2 separate regions of the Homo sapiens genome follow, and region 1 is linked to region 2. A link is a loop called in an ENCODE intact Hi-C map of the cell type or tissue named here. Cell type or tissue: PC-3. All regions are shown on one strand. Each heading gives the region's core, and the rest is flanking DNA. Links, peaks and the distances in the headings are about the cores only.

Region 1 (10,125 bases), core at 1,432-9,431, 160 kb after region 2:
GCTGCCCTACCACTCCCAATGCAACTTCCCAATACCATTTCTCTCTTTTCATTTTTCTTCTGTTCCAAGGCAGAACAGGGTAGGAAATCGTGTCAAATAAAGACAGAAGTGCTTGATGTTCCTAATGGCATCCCAAGGAAATGAAGTGTAAAATCACACGAGTTATTTAGCTTCACATACTGCTTTTATCAGAGTCCTGGACAGAACTCCTTAGCAGGAGAAAGCCTGATTTCCTTGGAAAGATGGAATTCTGGTGACAGCAGCAGGGAGCTGGGCTCTCCCGGCACCGATGCAGGATGGAAAGGTCTGTAAGTCACGCCGAGGCAAAAACCAAGACACAAATCGCCCCCCACCCCAACGCACACACACACACACAGAGCAAGACCACATTTTATCCCCACTTTTCAAAGGCAAAGTTGTGTGTGGGCTTTCACTCAGCCAGCTTTGAAAGATCCCTTAACTCCAGGATGCTCTTAGAGTAAAATCCGAACTCCCTGCTTTGTCTTCCAAGCCCAACAAAGTTGGAGCCAGCCTTGGGTTCCAGCTTACCCTGCGCACTCTCCCTCCTCAAGGCCCTCCGGTCCGCCTGGCTCCTTTCTGTTCCTCGAAGACTCCAGGCTCATGCCACCTAGGAGCATCGCCCTGAAGTGCGTCTTGTCCAGAGTGCTCCTGCATAGCTGTCCCCTCCTTCCCTTCAGGGCTCAGCTCAAATGCCATTTGTTCTGAGAAGCATCCCTGGACTACCCCTGGTCCGAGCAGGCCACTCTTTTTGGTTTTCTCCTGGCATTTATCACTCTCTGGGATTGCATTGTTTATTCGTTGTTTATTTTCTGATTCCTCCTCCTAGAAAGTGAATGGTGGGGTGGGGGAGAGGAAGACAGGAATTACACTGGTTTTGTTCATCATTGTATCCTCAGAGTCCTCAACAGTGCCTAGCACAGGATGGGTAAATCTGCCGGAGTTCAACTGGAAAAGTGGAAATAGGAGTTATATACATGTAAATTATTTTATGGGATTTGTTATGGAGAATTGGCTTATGCATTTGTGGGAACCGGGTAAGCAGTCTTTGTCAGGCTGCGTGTCAAGTCTGATGCTGGTGTCAGGTCCACAGGATAGGCAGTCGAGAGGAAAGGCAGATGTCAAGTAGGGAGAGCAAGAACCCACGAGCACAAGCTAGAGCCCCAGGATGGCAGCCTGAAGCCCGTGGCTATTCTTGTTGCCTCTGACCACAGTGGTGAGGCTGTCCTGCAGAAGCCTAGCCCTTCATCACAGAGCTGAACACATACACGCGGCTGGGAGTCGAAAAGTAGCAAGAAGTTGCCGGGGAAGGTTGCGGGTGTTGTGGCAGGCTGCTTCACTCCAGTGAGGTGAGTCAGCAGATCAGCAGCAACGTGTGTCAACTGCAAAACACGGCTGCAGCCTCTCTTGCCTTCTGAATCTTGCAAGAACCTTCCAAGAATCTTCCCTGTGGTCCATCTGAACTGCAAACATGCAGGAAAGATAATTCCAGGAAATGCAGTTGAGCCTGGCCAAGTTAATAGTCTCTGAAGCCATCATAGGTCCACATCAACGCTGATGGATGAAGAGAGGGAGTGGTTTTAGACTAAAGTGTGAACTCCTTATCTGGCACACCAATCTCAGGGTCCAGCCTCTGCCTGCTATCAGCCACCTATCCAAAGTCTATCTGCTCTCCAGCCCCCATCAGGGTCTCTAAACCCTTGGGCTCATTTGGACTGTCCCCTCTGTCCAGAACCCTCTTCCTTGCCCATCTGCCTGGGTAACCCTCAGCACCTTCTAAGACTCAAGCTTTAAGCAAGACCTCCTTTTGGAGTCATTTCACATCAAGATTGAGTCACAGCCTCAGCTGTACTCCCCTCTTCATTCTCCTACCTGGAAACAACTATTATCCACATGTCTCATGTCTCTTTCCGGAGATGGCCTAGTCATTTACCAACAAAATGTATATTTCTTTTTTTCTCACATGTAAGATAGCATACAATACATTTTTTCTGGATCTTGTGATTTTTTTCTCTTAACACTATATTCTGAAGATCTTTCCAAATCAAAATATACAGAAATTCTTTATTCTTTTTAAAGGTTGCCTGAAGTTTCATGTGGGTGGACCAAATTTGTTTAACTTGTTGCTTTTGCTGGATGTTTAAATTGTTTCTCATTCTTCACTGGGATAAACAACACTGCAGTGAACATCCTTACACGTGCCTAGATCATGCTCCTGCCCCTTCTACACCTGGCCGACTTCCAGTGCTCTATAGGATTAACATAAATATCACCTCCTCCATGAAGCCCACCTAAATCTTTCCTAAATTGGGTTGGCTGGTTGCCCCACTTTGCCTCCTAGGCAGCTACTTGCACTGCAACACTTACCATGAGCTATTGATGTGTCCAACTTGCCCTGTGACTTGTTCATCTGTGAATGTCCTGCACAATTTCACAGTACCTGACACACAGTAGATACTCAATAAATGTTTGTGAATTCAATACACATCAAATTTAAACCCCTAACTCTTGGGGCCTCCAAATCTTGCTTCATTCTATTTTTTTTTTTTTTTTTTTTTTTGAGACAGAGTCTTGTTCTGTGCTCCAGGCTGGAGTGCAGTGGCACCATCTCAGCTCACCGCAAACTCTGCCTCCTGGGTTCAAGCCATTCTCCTGCCTCAGCCTCCTGAGTAGCTGGGATAACAGGCACCCAGCACCACGCCAAGCTAAATTTTGTATTTTTAGTAGAGACGGAGTTTCACCATGTTGGCCAGGCTGGTCTCAAACTTCTGACCTGAGGTGATCCGCCTGCCTCGGCCTCCCAAAGTGCTAGGATTACAGGCGTGAGCCACCATGCCTGGTTGCTCCATTATAATTTATGTGTCCACACCTTGCCCAGGCTCGTACAGATCAGTCAGGCTCTCTCGCCTGCCTTATTCTTAGCCCTGCTTCTTCAGCTTTGCTCCTACTGTTTGCTCTCGTCTGCAACACCCTTCCCTCTCTGAAGCCCTTTTCCATCCTTCAAGGCACAGGTCTTCCCCTACCTCCTCCATGAAGATGCTTTCATTGAAATATCATCTCTCCCCTTTCTGAACTGCTGCTGCCTTTATAGTCACTTTGGCATATTTTTTCAAGCTCCGTTGCTCACTAATTGTTTCCCGTCTGTTGGTTTTGTGTCCCCAGCTAGACTGTGAGTTCTTTGAGAGCAGAACTTCTTTATAAACTCTTGCATCTCCCACAAGGCTGGGCTCATGGTAGCTACTCCATACTTCTGTGTTGGTCAGTCAACTGGTTCTTTCATGGATTGAGTCAGATCCCGGTACCGACTGTTAACAACCTTGTCCTTGGGGCACTACGGAGGTGCCGGAAATCATCGTGCTGGTAACTGTCACAGTAGGAGGCACCCTTAGATGGGGGAGTCCACTGGAGTGCAGCTCCTCTTATCCTCCTACTGCACCCTACCTAGATTGGAGCTTCTGCAAGAATGAACCTCTCAGTTACACCACGTTTTATCACTCTAACGTCTTTATGGACCCCAAAAACATCTATCCTATGGAAGTCTCTCCTTTGGAAGACACAGATAACATGTGTCTTGGGTCCCCAGATTCTGGAATAGCTAGCTCCTCAGGAGAAACGGAGCACCCAGAGAGAATCAAATGAGACTCACCCAGACCCCCTGTCCAGTCATATTTCCAGAGATAATGTGACACAGTCTGACTGAATCAGCCTTGATTTCCATCAAGAAGACATGAAGTCCGGGCGCGGTGGCTCACGCCTGTCATCCCAGCACTTTGGGAGGCCGAGGTGAGTGGATCACTTGAGATCAGGAGTTTGAGACCAGCCTGGCCAACATGGTGAAACCTCATTAGCTGGATGTGGTGGCACATGCCTGTAATCTCAGCTACTGGGGAGGCTGAGGCAGGAGAATCACTTGAACCCAGGAGGCGGAGGTTGCAGTGAGCCGAGATCGCACCATTGCACTCCAGCCTGGGCAACAGAGCGAGACCCTGTCTTGGAAAAAAAAAAAAAAAAGGTCGAAGCACGGAGTATGCAGAGAATGTTCTGCAGGGCACAGGATTCAAGGCAGGGGTGGCTGGAAAGACCCTGGACACATCCAGCTTTGAGAGCAAAGTTAAAGAGTTATTTTTTTCTAATAGGCAGTAGGAAGACAAAGCAGTTATCTAATCAGGAAAGGAACATGAACAGATTGATATTTTTACAAAGGTGATGGTTTGGAAAGCATTCCACACCAGGGACCAGCACTGGAGGTGTGACGACCAGCTAGACAGTCTGTTGTGATTTTCCAGGCAAAAGAGGTGATAAGAGCAGTGAAGATGGAGAGGAGAGCAGACTGTTGATATTTAGGATGCAGAATCTGTCACGATGTGGTCCTGAGTGGTACATTGGCAGGTGGTGGGGGCAAATGGGAGCAAGGATGGTAAATGATACCAAAGGCTCTATTTAGGGGTGCCAATGAAAGATAAGGAATAGAGGAGAAGGAAGAGCATGCTTGGATGGGCAGCCAGTGGTTCACTGTTGAGCATGTAAGACACCTAGGCAGCTCCGTGCAGTGGAAAATCCACACGGATGCTCTGAATGAGAGGCAGAGTGTGTGCAGGAGGCCCATGGGTAGAGTGTGCGCAGGAGGCCCATGGGTAGAGTGTGCGCAGGAGGCCCATGGGTAGAGTGTGCGCAGGAGGCCCATGGGTAGAGTGTGCGCAGGAGGCCCATGGGTAGAGTGTGCGCAGGAGGCCCATGGGTAGAGTGTGCGCAGGAGGCCCATGGGTAGAGTGTGCGCAGGAGGCCCATGGGTAGAGTGTGCGCAGGAGGCCCATGGGTAGAGTGTGTGCAGGAGGCCCATGGGTAGGCGGGACCTGCCACTGTGGTTAGGTGAAAGGTAACAGAAAAGCAAGGACTTAACACTGGGGAAAATCAAAATTTGGGGGCTGGGCCTCAGAGGGATGATGAAGGAGGAGAAGCAGGCATGACCAAAGTTCCAGAAGCCAGAGGAGTGGGTTTGAAGGAGAGGCATATAGCAGTGTGCAAAGGGCACACAGTGGGTTGAAAACAGACCCAAGGTAGAAATCTGTTGCATGCGAGCACCCAACATCACTTTTCTTGGTTCTAACACGCTGATTTCAGAAGAGGCGAGTTTATAATCCATTGTGTTTGGATGGATCAGACCCTGGCACCCTCCCTGAGTTCAGAAGTGGTCACGTGATCCTGGTCTGACCCATCTGATGATCACTACTTTCTGGCTAAGTTTAGAATTTCAGGATACTAGCTCACATCTGCAATTCCAGCCTTTGGAAGGCCCAAGGCAGGTGGATAGTTTGAGCCCAGGAGTTCGAGACCAGCCTGGGCAACATGGTGAAACCCCATCTCTACAAAAAGTATAAAAAATTATGGCTGAGTGTGGTAGCTTATGCCTGTAATCCCAGCACTTTGGGAGGCCAAGGTGGGTTGATTCTTTAAGCCCAGGAATTCGAGACCAGCCTGGACCCCATCTCTACTAAAAATATAAAACTTAGCAGGGTACAGTGGCACATGTCCATGGTCTCAGCTACTTGGGAGGCTGAAGTGGGAGAATCATTTGAGGTTGCAGTGAGCTATGATAGCGCCACTGTACTCTAGCCAGGGTGACAGAGTGAGACCCTGTCTCAAAAAAAAAAAAAAAAGTATAAAAATTAGCCAGGCATGGTGGTACCTGCCTGTAGTCCCAACTACTTGGGAGGCTAAGGTGGGAGAATCACCTGAGTCTGGGAGGTTGAGGCTTCAGCGAGCTGTGATTGTGTCGCCACATTCTAGCTTGGGAGACAGAGTAAGACCCTGGCTCAAAAAAAAAAAAAAAAAAATGAATTCAGGGATAAGGCTATAACTCATGACAGGCCAATGAGAGTCCATTCTAGGACTTTTGAAACCACTGGAAAAGAGAAATTTCAATCTATTGGGGTTGCTGTCCTGTGAGATAACAGGGCAGAGCTTCCAGAGAGCAATCTGCCACCTCCTGGGGTTCACTGGCTTGAGAATGAAACCAGCACAGGGGAAGAAAGAGCTGAGAGATAGAAACTCCTTGTTGATATGTTTCCTCCTCTGGATCCAGCTACGCATAGATGTTTGGGCCAACACATTTGCTTTGAAGCTTAAGTCCATTTGATTTGGGTTCTGTCCCTTGTGACCAAAGGAGTCTTGAGCCATGCATGGCCACATAGCTAATAAGGGGCTGCTGGTTGCACAGGCAGCATCTGGAGAAGGCTGGAGTCCAGCCCTGCACTTGCACATCACACAAATTACCACGAGCAGGTCAGTGGTCATGGCCATGGGAAAAAAAACTAGAAACGAGTGAGTTGGCTATGTTTCAATACCTGCTAGCGGAAAAACACAATGATTTCCTTTATGTTTTTCAGGGTTTGAGTCATCCAGGTCAGTCCTGGCTTGGCACATTAACTTATTGTTCCTGCCAAGGGAGATGGTTAAGATGGGAGGGTTGATTTATTTGAGTACACATGTGTCCACATCATCCTGGAAAAAAAGTAAAATGCAGATATGCTTTGCTGGCATGTGTTGTGACCCAAGAGGCCTCTTCTTGGCCTCAAAGACCAAAAGCCACGATGTTAGACATTGTTTCAGTCTTGAACTTGACCAAGCATGGGCAGGCACCTGGTATGATGGTGACATAAGGGCCCTGGGAGAGGAGAGTCCTCTCCCCACACGGTGGACAGGGTAGGAGGATTACTTTCTATTGAATAGTCTGAGACAAGAGTGGTGAGAAGGAGCCAGTTATTTGAAGAACCTAGGAAGGAGAGCAAAGCAGGTGCTAAGGAGGTGTGAGGAATGGTGGGAAGGCTAGTGTGGCTGAAAAGGGGTGAGCGAGGGGGACAGAGAACTGCCCTAATCTCTCCACCCATTTTGAGTCTTGACTGTCTGGTATTCTCTAGCACTTAATATAGTTAATCTCACCTTTTGTGCATTAATCCATCCAGTCATCCATTCCGCAAACATTTATCACACCTGACAGTGTAGGGGGTGCTGTCTTCAATGAAGGGTTCACCAAGCAGAAGGGGCAAGACACATCCCCCGCCACTACCCCCACCAGGCAGAGAAAGGCCTGTGAGCCAAGTCCTGGAAAGAAAAAAGCTCACCATTTAGGTGGGGCCTGTTGGGCAGGGCTTTGAATGCCCAGGGGGCACTCCGCCATGTGGAAAGTGTAGAAAACCTAAATGCAGAACTCCAGGAAATACTGATCTATGGGAAAAAAATTGTACTGAAATCCATGATTCTGGAATAAATCAGATCTAGTCTTATACTATATTCTAATACAGCCAAGTGGTGGCAGGGACTGAAGGTTTAAGAGAAAGCGAGAAGAGAAACACTTAAGATGGAGACTACTCCATTAATTAGCTTCATTTTTTTTTTTCTGACAACCAAGAAAAGTCCATCATTAGTTAATATTAGTGATGCCCAGCTTGGTTCAACTTAGAGCACCTGTTTTCTGCTGAGCGTCATTTGAGATCGGCTGGCATGGGCCAGAGGGAGCTGTTTCAGGGCCTCAATCAGGCAGTGACATGATCAGATTTATGCTTTGGAAAGGTCACTGTGGCTGCAGGATGAGGAGGGAAGAGACGGGTGGTTGTTAGCAGGCTGCTGGGAAAATGTACACGATGAGAACCAGAATTTGGGTAGAGACAGTGGAGATGCAAATTCCCTGAAGGCAAGAGTTTTGCTGTTTCATTCTTTCAGCAGTGCCTGGCAAGAGATAGGCACAGCCACTGGTAGATTTTTAGAAATGCCTACTGTATTGAATTGTCTGGTATTAAAAGCTACGGGACTCCAGACAAAACAAAAGTGTTGCCTCTCTCCAGAGTCTCCCTTCTTGGGAGAGGCATCATAGCTGAAGACAGACCCAGATAGGGAGTTTTCTGTTGTTGGAAATACTCAAGGTTTTGAGGAACTATTTGGGGACACAGAACACACAACTCCTGTTACCCGAACCTGGCCCGAATCTGTCTGTCAGATCTGTGCAGACGAGACATATGTTAGGCCTGGGGGCTTTTGCTGCTTGATAAGCAAACAACCATCTGTCTTTCTATAGGTGGGAGAAAGACCAATGTTAAAAGGTGTCTTTGAGATGGTTTAGCCCCCTCTTCCACATGAGTGTGCACTGCAGACACATCTGGATTCCCAAGGTCCAGAACAAGAAGCTCGGAAACGTGCTTAGATTTCCAAGTGTTCAGTTCTCAATACCATGCCATTCTCTTTGGAGTTTATGATGCCTTCCAGGGAGAGCAGAGCCCACGTGAGCTTTCCAACAGTAAGACTACTGCTGTAATAAATCATATTGCCCATTTGTGGCGCACTTACTCTATGCTGAGGTTGTATAAGGGCTTACATGAGCCCTATCTCATTTAAATTGTTTTCACCAAAGGGTGTGTGTCCCACTGCTGACCTGTTGAGCTAACCATCCCCTCTCAGTACTTGAAAACCTGCACCTGCCCAAGCCATGGCCTGGCTTCAATGGGGCTTCCTCCTGCACTGAATGAGATGACAAGAAAACAATGAAACACTTGTCCCCAAAAGTGACTTATTGGATTCGTTGGCAGAATGTTAGAAAGTGGGTATGAAGCCCAAGAAACAGGACACGGAGCCTCACCAAGCCCGAGGAGTATTACCGAATCCTAGCCCAGGCCAAGAATGAGTCACAATGAAAGCTTTTAAAATGTAAAACCATCAACCTAGATTTCAATTCCAAGGAAACACATACTTGGCCATGGGGGAATGCTTTAAAAAAAAAAAAAAATCAAGCTTAAGTCACTTGACAGGAAAATAAAACAGCCAAGGAACATTCAAATATAATGATTTACATCCTTCCCCAACTCCCTTCCAGTGTGGGTCAGGGCGAACATGGACCATGGACGTGACTGGAGCCAGGGGTGCATGCCCTCTCTGGGCTCCCTCTTGGTTAACACTATTTCAGGCACACAATCCCATACCTAAACACAGCCTGCTTAGAGCTGCACCGTGCTGCCTTTGGGGCCTGGTCAGAGCTGCACGGTGCTGCCTTTGGGGCCTGGTCAGAGCTGCACGGTGCTGCCTTTGGGGCCTGGTCAGAGCTGCACGGTGCTGCCTTTGGGGCCTGGTCAGAGCTGCACGGTGCTGCCTTTGGGGCCTGGTCAGAGCTGCACGGTGCTGCCTTTGGGGCCTGGTCAGAGCTGCACGGTGCTGCCTTTGGGGCCTGGTCAGAGCTGCACCGTGCTGCCTTTGGGGCCTGGTCAGAGCTGCACGGTGCTGCCTTTGGGGCCTGGTCAGAGCTGCACGGTGCTGCCTTTGGGCTGCTATGCCAACTTCTTGGATTTTCCTGACCTCCCCGCTGTTAGGCTCTTGGGTTGCTTGGGGTGGCTGTTTTGGGAATACCAGGATTTTTCTTCCATTATTTGTGTGCAAGCAGTGTTCATTTCGCTCAAAGAAATGGAAGCTTGATTGATCTCCTAAATGTAAGAATGAGATTGTCCTGTAATAAATATTTAAGACTGACCAGGAAAGGCGACCACCATCTGCTGAAACACAAGACCAGGAATTACTTTGCTAAGCTTCCTGAACGGAGGGAATGAATGAATAACCATCCTATATAATATTTGCTCAGCACCTGGTAGTTTACAAAGAGTTTTCACTTACCTTATTTGATCTTCACAATAACCCCAGAGAAGTAGACAGGGCGCGGATTACGAGGATTACGAAAAACCCACATTTTTTTCTTTTTTTCTTAACAGATAAGGGCTCTAAAGGCTTAAAGTCACTCGAGGGAGGTCAGAGAGTTTGGGGACTAAATCTCGAGTCTCTCATTAATTCATGCACATATTTAAAAAATATTTATCCGGAGCCTGTTCCAAGCCAGATGAGATGGCAGTGGGTACAAAGATGAATAAAACACTGTCCCTGCGTAGGAAGAAGATCACGTTCTAGCCTGGGGGAGAGCGCCAGGAAAAGTAAACAGGTCCCCCCCTGCTTTGTGAGGTGATGAGTGCTGGGGAGATAGGAAGAGAGTGGGGACCATGTTTCTAATCTGATTCTCCTACCGACGACCAGCTCAGTTGTTATTTACAAATACCTGTCCCCTAAAGGGGGGAGCGG
Region 2 (10,125 bases), core at 777-8,776:
CTGACATTAATCAAATAGACTCACATCAGAGTAGAACTTCAAACCATCCCAAGTGTCTTGATGGAAATTTAAACAATGGCCAACAACTTCAATGATTTCCCAGTGCACTTGGTTCAATATCCAAGCTTTCTTGTGTAGCCTCGAAGCCCTTTGAAACTGGGTGCCTTTTTACCACCAGATCATCCACCCCATCCCACCGTGCTTTTCCACTGTGAGTCCCTAGTGCTGAAAGGGCAAACCTTTGGCTGCCTTGAGGCTATTGCCTGTGCTGTTCCATCCTCTGCTCTGTGCTGGGCTCTCCATCTTCGCGGAGATCTCGGCATAAATGGCATTTCCTGGCAGTGCATCCTTTCCAGGCACCCCTCTTCTGTTCACTCCATTCTCTTCTCTCCTGTGCAGCACTCATCACATCTGGCATTTATTATCTGCTTTCTTACTTCGGTTTACTTTTTTGACTTTTCATTCTGAAATAATTTCAGACTTACAAAAATGTTGCAAAAGTGGTAGAAAGAGTTCTAGTGTATGCTTTGTCCAGTTTCTCTACAGGTTAACATCTTACGCAGACATTGTGCAATGATCAGAACCAGGACGTTAACATCAATACAGTGTTCTTAACGAGTCTACAGACCTAATTCAAGTTTCATCCATTGTCCCATTAATGTCCCCTTTCTGGTCCAGCATCCAGTCCAGGATCCTGCATTGTATTGAGCTGTCATGTCTCCTTCAATCTGAGACATATCTTCTCTTTTTGTCTTCTACGACTTTGACACTTTTGAAGAGTAGTGGCTCTTATTTTGTAGTGTCCTTAGTTTGGGATGGTCTGATGTTTCCTCGTGAGTAAATTCTGCTCATGCGTTTCTGGTAAGAATGTTGTGGAAGCGATGGTGTATCTTTCCCAGTGCATCATCTCAGGAGGCACACCATGGCAATCATGCCATTCCTGGTGATCTTGACTGTGATCACTTGCTTAAGGAGGCATCTACCATGTTTCTCCACTATTAAATTACTACTTTTCTCTCTGTGATTAATGATTACCTTATGGGGATATACTCAGAGATAACAGAAATATCTTGTACTTCATTATACATTCCCTCACTAATTTTAGCATCTATTGATAACTGTCAATGATTCTTGCCTACAATTATTATTGGTGGTGTTTTCCAAATGGTCATTCTCTAGTTCCATCACTCTTTCTGAGTTTATTTTTGTTTTTAGAGATGGGGTCTCACTATGTTGCCCAGGCTGGTCTTGAACTCCTGAGCTCAAGAGATCTGCCTGTCTCAGCCTCCCAAAGTGCTGGGATTTCAGGCATGAGCCACTATGCCCAGCTCTTTCTGAGTTGATTAACAGTAATTGTGCTGTAAAGATGTACTGTCCCTTCTCTCCCATTTATCTTTTTATTCAATTATTTATATTACTATGAACTCCTGAATATTTATTTTACTTTATCGGTTATAACACATTACTATCATTATTTATTTTGTTGCTCAAATTGTCCCTGATTTGGCCATTGGGAGCTCCTCCAGTTAATCTCCTGTGTCCTTCCTGTATGTCTTTGTCATTTTAGGGGGAGTACTTCCTCATTTCCTGGTGCCAGAAGATCTTCCAGGATCATTTTGTATTTTTTTCAGTCCCATCCCTGAAACTGGCCATTTCTCCAAGGAGCTCTGATTCCTTTTATTGGAAAATGGTGTTTAGAAACCAAGATCTGGGTGCTAGGTGTGCTCACTGCTAGTGGGCTGTCACTTTAGGCTTCTTAACTTTTTCTTTTCTCCTTCCTTCCTTCCTTCCTTCCCTCTGTCCTTTCTTCCTCCCTCCTTCCTTCCCTTTTCCCCTTCCCTTCCCTTCCCTCATTTCTCCCTTCCTCTGCCTGTGACTCCACGAGTCTGCCAGCCTCATGAGGGCTGGGTCCTCATCTCTCTTGCTCACTGCTGATTCTCTAGCACCTGGCACAGTGCCTCAGGGATGCCCAATACATATTTGTTGTGTTAAGTCATGGAAAGTGCTTAGGACAATGCCTTCATAGACTAAGTGCTCAGTAAATGCTATTTATAATGACTACTTTTCGCTGAATGAATGAATGGCTTGTGGTCCATAGCAGCACGTGTGTGACTTCCTTGTTGACCCTTCTCCCACCCCTCAGGATGTGGCCATTACAGTCAGGCTTGAAGCAGGAGAGGAGAAAGACAAGGTTTACAGCTGTTGGGATTGCCAAGAATCTGGCTGAGGGCAAAAGGGTGATCAGTCAGGGAGTTCCCAGCAGGCTGGGGGCCCAGGCTGATCCAAGCAGGTAGAGAGGAAAGAGAAGTAGGTGAAGGGAGATTGGTGTGTGAGCATCAGATCATGTCACAGGCTTAGATGGGTTGGATCTGGCCTAAGAAGCGAATGCCAGGTGCTTTGCTTTAAAGCCTCTTTTCACCCTTGGAACCTGCCCTAGTGAAACCAGGATCCTGACATGGTCCTGCACCCCCAAGGAAGCCTCCACTAGCTCCACAGTCACATAATGCAAGCCATAAATGTCAGCCCTGCATGTGATTTTACTGGTGCATGTTTTCTAGTAGCCATGTTAAAAAAGCTAAAAAGAGACAGGTAAAATCAATTTTAATGATATATTTTATCCGGCTCCAAGTACTATATATTTCAACATGTAACAAATACAACGATTAATGAGATATTTTATGTGCTTTTCCCCCCCATACCAAGTCTTCAGAACTTGGTGTATATTTTATACTTACAGCACAACTCAATTTAGACAGGTCACATTTCAGGTGCCCTGTGACTACATGGCCAGATTAGACAGCAGAGCTCTAGCTCAAGGATGGAGCATGCATGTCACATTTTGCTGTATCAGAGGTTTTCAAGTTGGCTTCTGAAGACCCTGGGGTTATTTTTGAAACAGATAGGGCAACCCAGTGGGTAGGATGTAGTCTTTGACCCAGCTTTAGCCCAAACAGTCCCTATCTGTTGCTCTGTTTTATATACTGAGGTTTGGATTAAGATTTGCTTTTTTTTTTTTTTTTTTTCTTAAAATATCTGAAACCCTCTAGTTTATTTCAAAACCGTCAGCTTGAGGTAATTCACCTAGAAAGTTTGGACTTGGAGGAAGCTTACACATATTTTAAATAAAAATTTCAGCAATGGCTCCCTACCCAAAAAATAACCTCTCTTGATTAGAGGAGGCTGCCTTTTACAAATGGAGGAGATATGCTGGCTGCGATGGTGGCCCTGGCTGCGTGGCCATTAAGCTTCAGAGACCGGCTGTGGAAATGGAGCCATTCCAGCACTGCTGCAGCCAAAGATGTACTTTCCAATGAAGTCACTGCACAAAAGGCATGCAGGGTTTGCACCAGAACACCCCCAGAAGGCTGCAGATTGGATGCTATGACTGGATGCTGCATCAACAAACACAGAAATATGAAGACACACTTTGCATTCTAAGAAGCCCACCTCCAACCTCTGGTGTGAATGGCTGGTCCTCAGATACCTCACATGTCTCTCATTTGGCTATAATGGAATCTCCTCATCCACCTAATCCGAGAATCTTCGTGTTCAGGGCTGGCAGGCAAGTTGGGGAATGGGTTGGACTTTGCTACCTTGGGAAACACAGAAATTATATGCTCTAAACAAAGCACCCTCCACCCGCCGCAGCCTTCAGCATCCCAGCCCTGTGGAATGTGCCCTCCTCTGCTCAGTGCACTCAGAGAGTTGAAGGCTGCCCGAGAAAGTCAGTCAAGGGGTACCTGGCAGAGCAGGTCTGAGGATGTGAGAAGCAGAAGGGCCTTTGGATTAAGAAGCTGCGGGTTGACAGGTGATCAAAGGGACAGGGTTTGGTTAGCTACTGGCCCCCCAGTTCTCCATGAAAAGTCTCAGGTCAGTCTGGACCACGGGATGGAGGACAAAGGTGGGCCTTGCTTGGTACCACCTGGAGAAGGTGACTGCTTCATGTTTGTGTGACATGTGCTTAAGCCACAATGGAAAACGCTGCGTATGAGGAAGCGGCTGGCCACTGAGGATAACTCCCCGAGGCCTCTGCTTAGCCACTCCTGCTGAGGGAAAGGAAGTGCACAGTTCACAGAATGGGAAAGGAATGGGGGCCTGGGGAGACGAGTTCTGGCCCACCAAGCCTGGCTCATAAGCTAGGTTTTTCTGTTTGTTTGTTTAGGAATGTTCCAGAACGAAAACTGTGCACATGAAAACTCTCCCTTGGCCTCATGATAATGCTAATTATTCTTGCTCTGGCTGGAGCTCCCACCCAGTTGGAAACTGGAACATCCCAGCCACAGGCCAGCTGCTTCCAAAGAGCCAAGGAAGCAGGGTGACAGATGGAAGCGTTTCCCTTTTCACCCAGATGTTCCGGTGTTTTGGAGACAAGGCCTCGTTAACTTGACTTTAGCACCTGCGTTCCCAGCTTGCACGTTGGTCTGTAGACATTATTTATACCAAACTTGGCCAATGCTGTCCACTGATGCCAACATCCCACCTGGTGCTTGGAGGAGCCGGTGAGGGGATGATGACAGCTTGTAGCATCACTGCGTAGAAGGGGTTCTGAATGTGCCCAGATCTCACTGAATGTCCTGTTGCCTGCCCTAAGCGGTGTAGTTAGGAGTCAGTGTTTTCCAAACAGAATGTGTATCTGGGAGTCTCCCGTTGGACTGAACTTTTATTAGCTCTCTTGGCAGAAGGCTGAAGCTTTTATTGTTCTATAGAACAGGACTTCGGCAAGATAATCACAAGGTTTTGACACATTCAATAAGAACGAAGGTGTTCGTATACATCATGGCGAAGACCCCTCAGAACCCAGAAAGGGTGCCTGAGAGGGACTCCTGGGATGCCCCCTTGAGCGGCTGAACTCTTCATGGCCTTGGCAACTGGTTCTCCACCAGATCTTCCCCAGAGGGGCCAAGAATCTTGTCGGGCCGCAGAAATATTTAGGTTTTGAGGAGAGAGGGATGGAGGATGGTGGTTTCCATTGAGTACCCTTGGATCTGAGACCTGCCCAAAGATGTCGGGGGTGACTGGGAGGAACCCCAGCGTCGGGGGAGGCACACCACTCACCGAGCTGTTCTTGGGAGCTTCCACAAGGGGGCCCTCTTGAGCTTTGGTTGGGGCGATTGGGAGCCAGTGGCGAACCCTCACCCCGCCGGCTCCAGCTTCGGCCTCCAGCTGAGGGTCACCCAGCCTCCCTCGTTCCACCCAGTCCTTGCGGAAGAAGGAGCCCACCAAGGCCAGCTCTGGTGCCCAAACTTTCTTCCACGTGGGAGATCTTCCTTTCCACTCGCGCAGAGAACGTATTTAGAGACTGAAGGCAAAGGGTGAAGGGTCACCAAGCCTCGCCTCTTTCAGAGAAGTTTGCAACAACACAACAAAAGCTCCAGTTGGAACCACATAAAAGGGCATGTGGGAAGCTTCATAAACAATGAAACAAGACATCTCGGCTCCATGGGCCTCTCCCCAAAGACACATATACGGGGGCCTTTGGGTCAGCTGCGACGGGAAGCACTGAGATTTTAAATGCAAGAAAATTATTACAATTTAACAAATCAATTTTTCTTACATTGTATTGAGATTAAGTTCGTGGTCTCTTTCATACATTCAAAATAAGATATTTCCCTAGAGTGCAATTTTGTGGGAAAACCTACATCATGTTTCGGAAAACCCATTTTGCTAGGAGTTACCAGATTTTAAGATAGATGGTAATATTTAATTATTGCACTATTTTACCGTGTAGAAAATTAATGTGCTTTCGGAGTTTCAGGAGAAAGACCGGCTATAAGTCTGAACCCTATTTTTAAATTACCATATAAATAGAATCCCAAAGACGCAAATATTGGCTTAAGTGTTGCAGACAAGGTACAGGAAAATGTGTTGGCTTCCTAAATGTTAAATAAACAGGCTTGTAATTCTCACCTTCCCTCATGACCCTGGCCCAGCTGGGTTCTTACCCTCGGAAGAGCGCACGTAGCTCAGGAAGGGGACAAAGCGGTGCTAATTGGATGACCACAGCGGGTGAGTCATCAGAGTATCATGGTTACCACCACGATAACAAGATGCACGTTTTTGGTAAAGCTCTGGAGTCTTCGAAGCCCACATTCATGGATCTGCTCGACCCTTATCACAAACCTTCCAGATAGGGGTGATGACTGCCTCCATCTTACAGACCCCAAAACGGAGGCTCAGAAGGGAAAGCCTGACAGTATCTTGCTTCTGTCACACAACCCACAGGTGGAGAGGCCCAAATTCAAAACCGGGTCCGGTAACTGTAAACCCCTAGCCTCCTTCCATCTGCACTTACAGCCCCTGATCTTGGCTCGACATTTATTGAGCACCTACTGTGTGCTTGGCCATGGGGTTGCAGAGCAGAGAGGCATCTACAAGGGCTCAGGGTCTGACATTCCAAGCCAATTATTCTGCCCAGTACTGGTCCAGTTTACCAAAGGGAACTGAAAGAGAAGAGGGGCCTCCAGAGGGGCCCCACTGCCTATGTGTGCCTTGAGGTCTTGCAGGACAAGAAGCTGCTTGACAGATGGAGAGAGCTGTAATGGGCACTCCAGGCAGGAGCTGTAAAGGTAGCAGGGAGGTGTGAACTAGCAGAGAGAGATGGAGGAGGATGTAATTAGTCCATGTGTGATGGTGGCGCCGTGGGGAGGGTTGTCATGGGGAGAGCTAGAGAAGCACAGAGCGGCTGGTGCGGAGGGAGGCCTTGCTGCTGCTTCTTGGGGCTGGAATGTTCTCCAGGAGGTGGGCAGGGAGCTTGCAGGGGGTGAGATCAGGTGTATGCTTTGAAAAGCAGTGTTTTCTACGCTGGCTGTGCCTCCTGGGTGGCACTGCCCACCATTCCAGGGGTCCATGGTGGACATTTTACACTGGATTAATTTCATGTCTATTTTGACTCAATTCAATAACTGACACGTCAATCCTGGGTTGCTGTTAGGATGAGGCTAAGGCACAGAGGGATAGATTATTTTAAAAAATAAGTTAAGTGAGAATGAGCTAGTTGATGTGGAGAGAAATGTTGACTCAGTTACAGAACAGTAATAATCAGATGTGGCCAAATGGCCGGAATGGCACCTGGTGACAGGTGGTTGGAGGCCCAGGCTCTACGGCCCCCGCTGGCTTGTGTTAAGGATGATGTCGTGCACATTTGAGGGCTGGGGAAGGAGGGACTTGAGAGGGCCTGTGGGTACCAATTCAATTCATGAGCGAGGAGGTGAGGCTGGGGCCAAAGATGGGGAGGCCACCTTGTAAGGTGAAGTGGGGTGCAGCTCCTCAGCCTGGAACATGGATGATAATGGGCTGGAGAAGCCGGCCTCTGGAGAGGCAGAGTCCCCAGGGAAGTGGCTCTAGGGAGAAGGCTGAGGCAGAGGCCAGGGGAGGGGGCACAGTCAGAATGGGGAGCAAGTTGTTTGATAAGTAGGGTTGCAGATAAAATGCAGGATGCCCAGTTAAATCTGATTTCCATACACACAACAAAAAACATTTTAGCATCTGTGTGTCCCTAATATTGCATGGATGAGTGTGGCAATTTGGGTATGGACAGAGAAGAGGGTCAAAACCAGGGAGATGTGTGAGATAGATTGTGCTTAATGGTTTAATTATTATTTTTATGTAAGTTCTTTTATGCCATACATAGGGCAAAAAAAGAATAAATCAGAAAATGAGAAAAGCACAAAGATGATTTAAAAGCGCGTCCACAGTCACCTAACCCAGAATGAACTGCCATTAACCTGCTGGTATACATTACCCTCCAGCTTCTAGAGTCTGGGGATGCCAAAAGGCACAGCACAGGGACTCTGGTCCCCTCTGAACTTCCATCTCTACAACAATGCCTGGCCCACGGTAGGCGGGCAATACATTTTTGGTGAATGAATAAATAAATCTTTCTAGGCTTTTTTTTTCTTATACATATATAACTGCATTTATCCAATTATCATTTTTATAAAATGGGGTCATCCTATACCTATTATTTGAAATCTATTGTTTTAACTTAATAATAGATTTAGCGATCTTTGTGGAAGGTTGATTTTGTTTTTTAAGACTGTGGGGACTAACACACATTCACACATTCACAGTCTGCCGCGGAGGAACTAGAGATGATGCAGGGGCAGAAGCAGGAGATGTAATAACTCAGGGAGGCCGGTGCCCTAATCAAGAAGAGTCCAATAAAAACAGGCTAAACTCTTCAAACAAAAGAAATATGTGGCTTGCAGTGGAATTTTCAAAATGTATTAAAAAAGGTGTAAAATGAAAACTGCAAGTCTCTTCCTACCCCGAAGCCTTGGTTGCTTCCTTCAAACAGAATCACTTTAACAGTTCCTTGTGCATCCTCCCAGAAAATGGTTTCATGCCGATCTCTGCTATTAAAGTTTTTTTTTTTTTATGAATGCAATCTTTCTATCCACATCGTTTTGCATTTTGCTTTTTACACTTAAATTGTCAGAGATAGTTTTCCATCTCAGACTTATCTCTTATGGAAAAGACAAAATAGTATTCCATTATTTAGATGAATCTTGATGTAGCTAAGCAAGCCTCTGTTAATGGTCATTTAGGTTGTGGTACACACACACACACACACACACACAATTATCAAAACAACAATACATTGGACATCCTTTTAAATATGTCTTGGTATAAATATTGTGGGTCTCCACTGGAGAAATTCTTAACAGAAAAATTGAATATGCATTAATATGTCAATAGATTTGGCCAAATTGTCCTCCAAAAATACTGTTTCAATTTATCTTCCATCGGTGATGTACAAGAGTGCCTGTGTCCTTAGATCTTGGGCCACACTGGATATTAGCAAATATAGAAAGCAAAGTTTTCATTTTTACAAGTCTAACATATGAATATTGGAAGGGAAATGACAAGTTAATGAAGGTTTGTGGTTAACCGCACATTTTTGTGCCTACAAATAAACAAGGGGTGCAAGTTAATCAGCATATACTCCATTAACTTGGATTCTTACCCTTCTGTTTATTTTCACTGCCATCACTCTGGCTCAAGTCACCATCATTTTTCAGATGAAAAGCTGACAGGGGCCTCTCGCTGTTTCCCTGGCACTCACTCTGGCCCCTGTAATTCATTCTCCACGGAGCAGCAAGCATGATCTTTAAAAAATGCAAATCAGCATTCTGCTTCTGCAATACAGCTTATCTGAATATTCTGAGGGCCTTCCCCACTGTGCCTAACTAGATTTGGTATAAATTATACTTTTTCATAAAGTAGGGAAGCCTCTGAGTTCTCTGGCTCCCAAAGTGAGCTTAAGGGGGGCCTGCCTGTAGAGCCCCTCCTGAGGACAGATGTCAATGTCTTCTTTGACTGTGGCATGAGATTGGGCAGACCAGGGCCTAGAGTGGTTCCAAGCTGCTGATGCCCCTGGCTCCTGGGAGAAGCAAATATAAATAATCCCTAGAAGAAAGCATTATTATTTTCAATTCTAAGATTTTTCACAGATCAAGATCAAATAAATATGAGTTCTCAAAGGTCACCCAATACACAAGTAAGCAATCCACTATGGAGTAAGAGTTGGCAGAAGCAAAAAATGAACATCTCATGAATATCAGATATTGGAATTATCTATCACAGAATATAGAATAATATACATGAAATGTTTAATAAAGTAAAACATGGAATTTAAAAATTGAGCAAACAGCATGAGCCTGTAAAAATGACCAAGTAGATCTGGAAAATGAACAAATAAAACTTTGAGAAACAAAAATAACGTTGTTGAAATAAGAACTTAGTGGCTGGTTCAGGGAGCAGATTAGACACTGTTGAAAAGGAGATTAGTGAAATGGAAAATAGGTGTAAAGAAATTACCCAAAATTTAGGGAAAAAAGAGAGGGGATGCAAACTAAGACAAAGAGGTTAAGAGACATAGGAGCTATCATGAGAAAGTCTAACTAATGTCTTCCATAAAGACAACAACAACAAAAAAGAAAGAGTAGAGGAGATGCAATTGGTGAAGAAAATGTCTAACAGTTTTCCAGAAGTGATAAAAGACACCAAACTACTGGAAGCACAGTGAATACCAAGTGGGATTAAGAAAAATCCAAAGAAATAAACACTTGACCCTGCAAAGCACCAAACAGAAAGTAGCCGCCAACCTAGATTTGTGTACCCATC

The links. Peaks named below come from ENCODE experiments on the same cell type or tissue, not always from the same donor. Only the 100,000 strongest peaks of a DNase experiment are listed, where the experiment ranks them.
Region 1: it touches region 2 in a loop (6-fold over the local background); 20 of 110 quality-filtered maps call a loop at or near these places.

The regions. Positions count from the first base shown.
Region 1 is chr20:58,639,320-58,649,444 of GRCh38, forward strand. It overlaps LOC107985410 (a long non-coding RNA gene), which reads right to left. Exons shown (of 3, transcript XR_005647058.2): 1 at 9,670-10,125; 2 at 2,386-2,458; 3 at 804-1,572. Among named protein-coding and RNA genes, the nearest start is that of STX16-NPEPL1, 6.9 kb to the right of the region's middle. RefSeq lists a silencer at 8,174-8,468 and an enhancer at 9,156-9,693. In PC-3, for the core only: no CTCF peak of the experiment used is centred there; DNase peaks (open chromatin) are centred at 6,412 and 8,662; H3K27ac peaks cover 3,934 bases.
Region 2 is chr20:58,476,590-58,486,714 of GRCh38, forward strand. All of the region lies in intron 1 of APCDD1L (APC down-regulated 1 like), which reads right to left. Among named protein-coding and RNA genes, the nearest start is that of APCDD1L-DT, 34 kb to the right of the region's middle. In PC-3, for the core only: CTCF peaks have their summits at 5,086 (motif pointing right) and 5,292; a DNase peak (open chromatin) is centred at 5,082.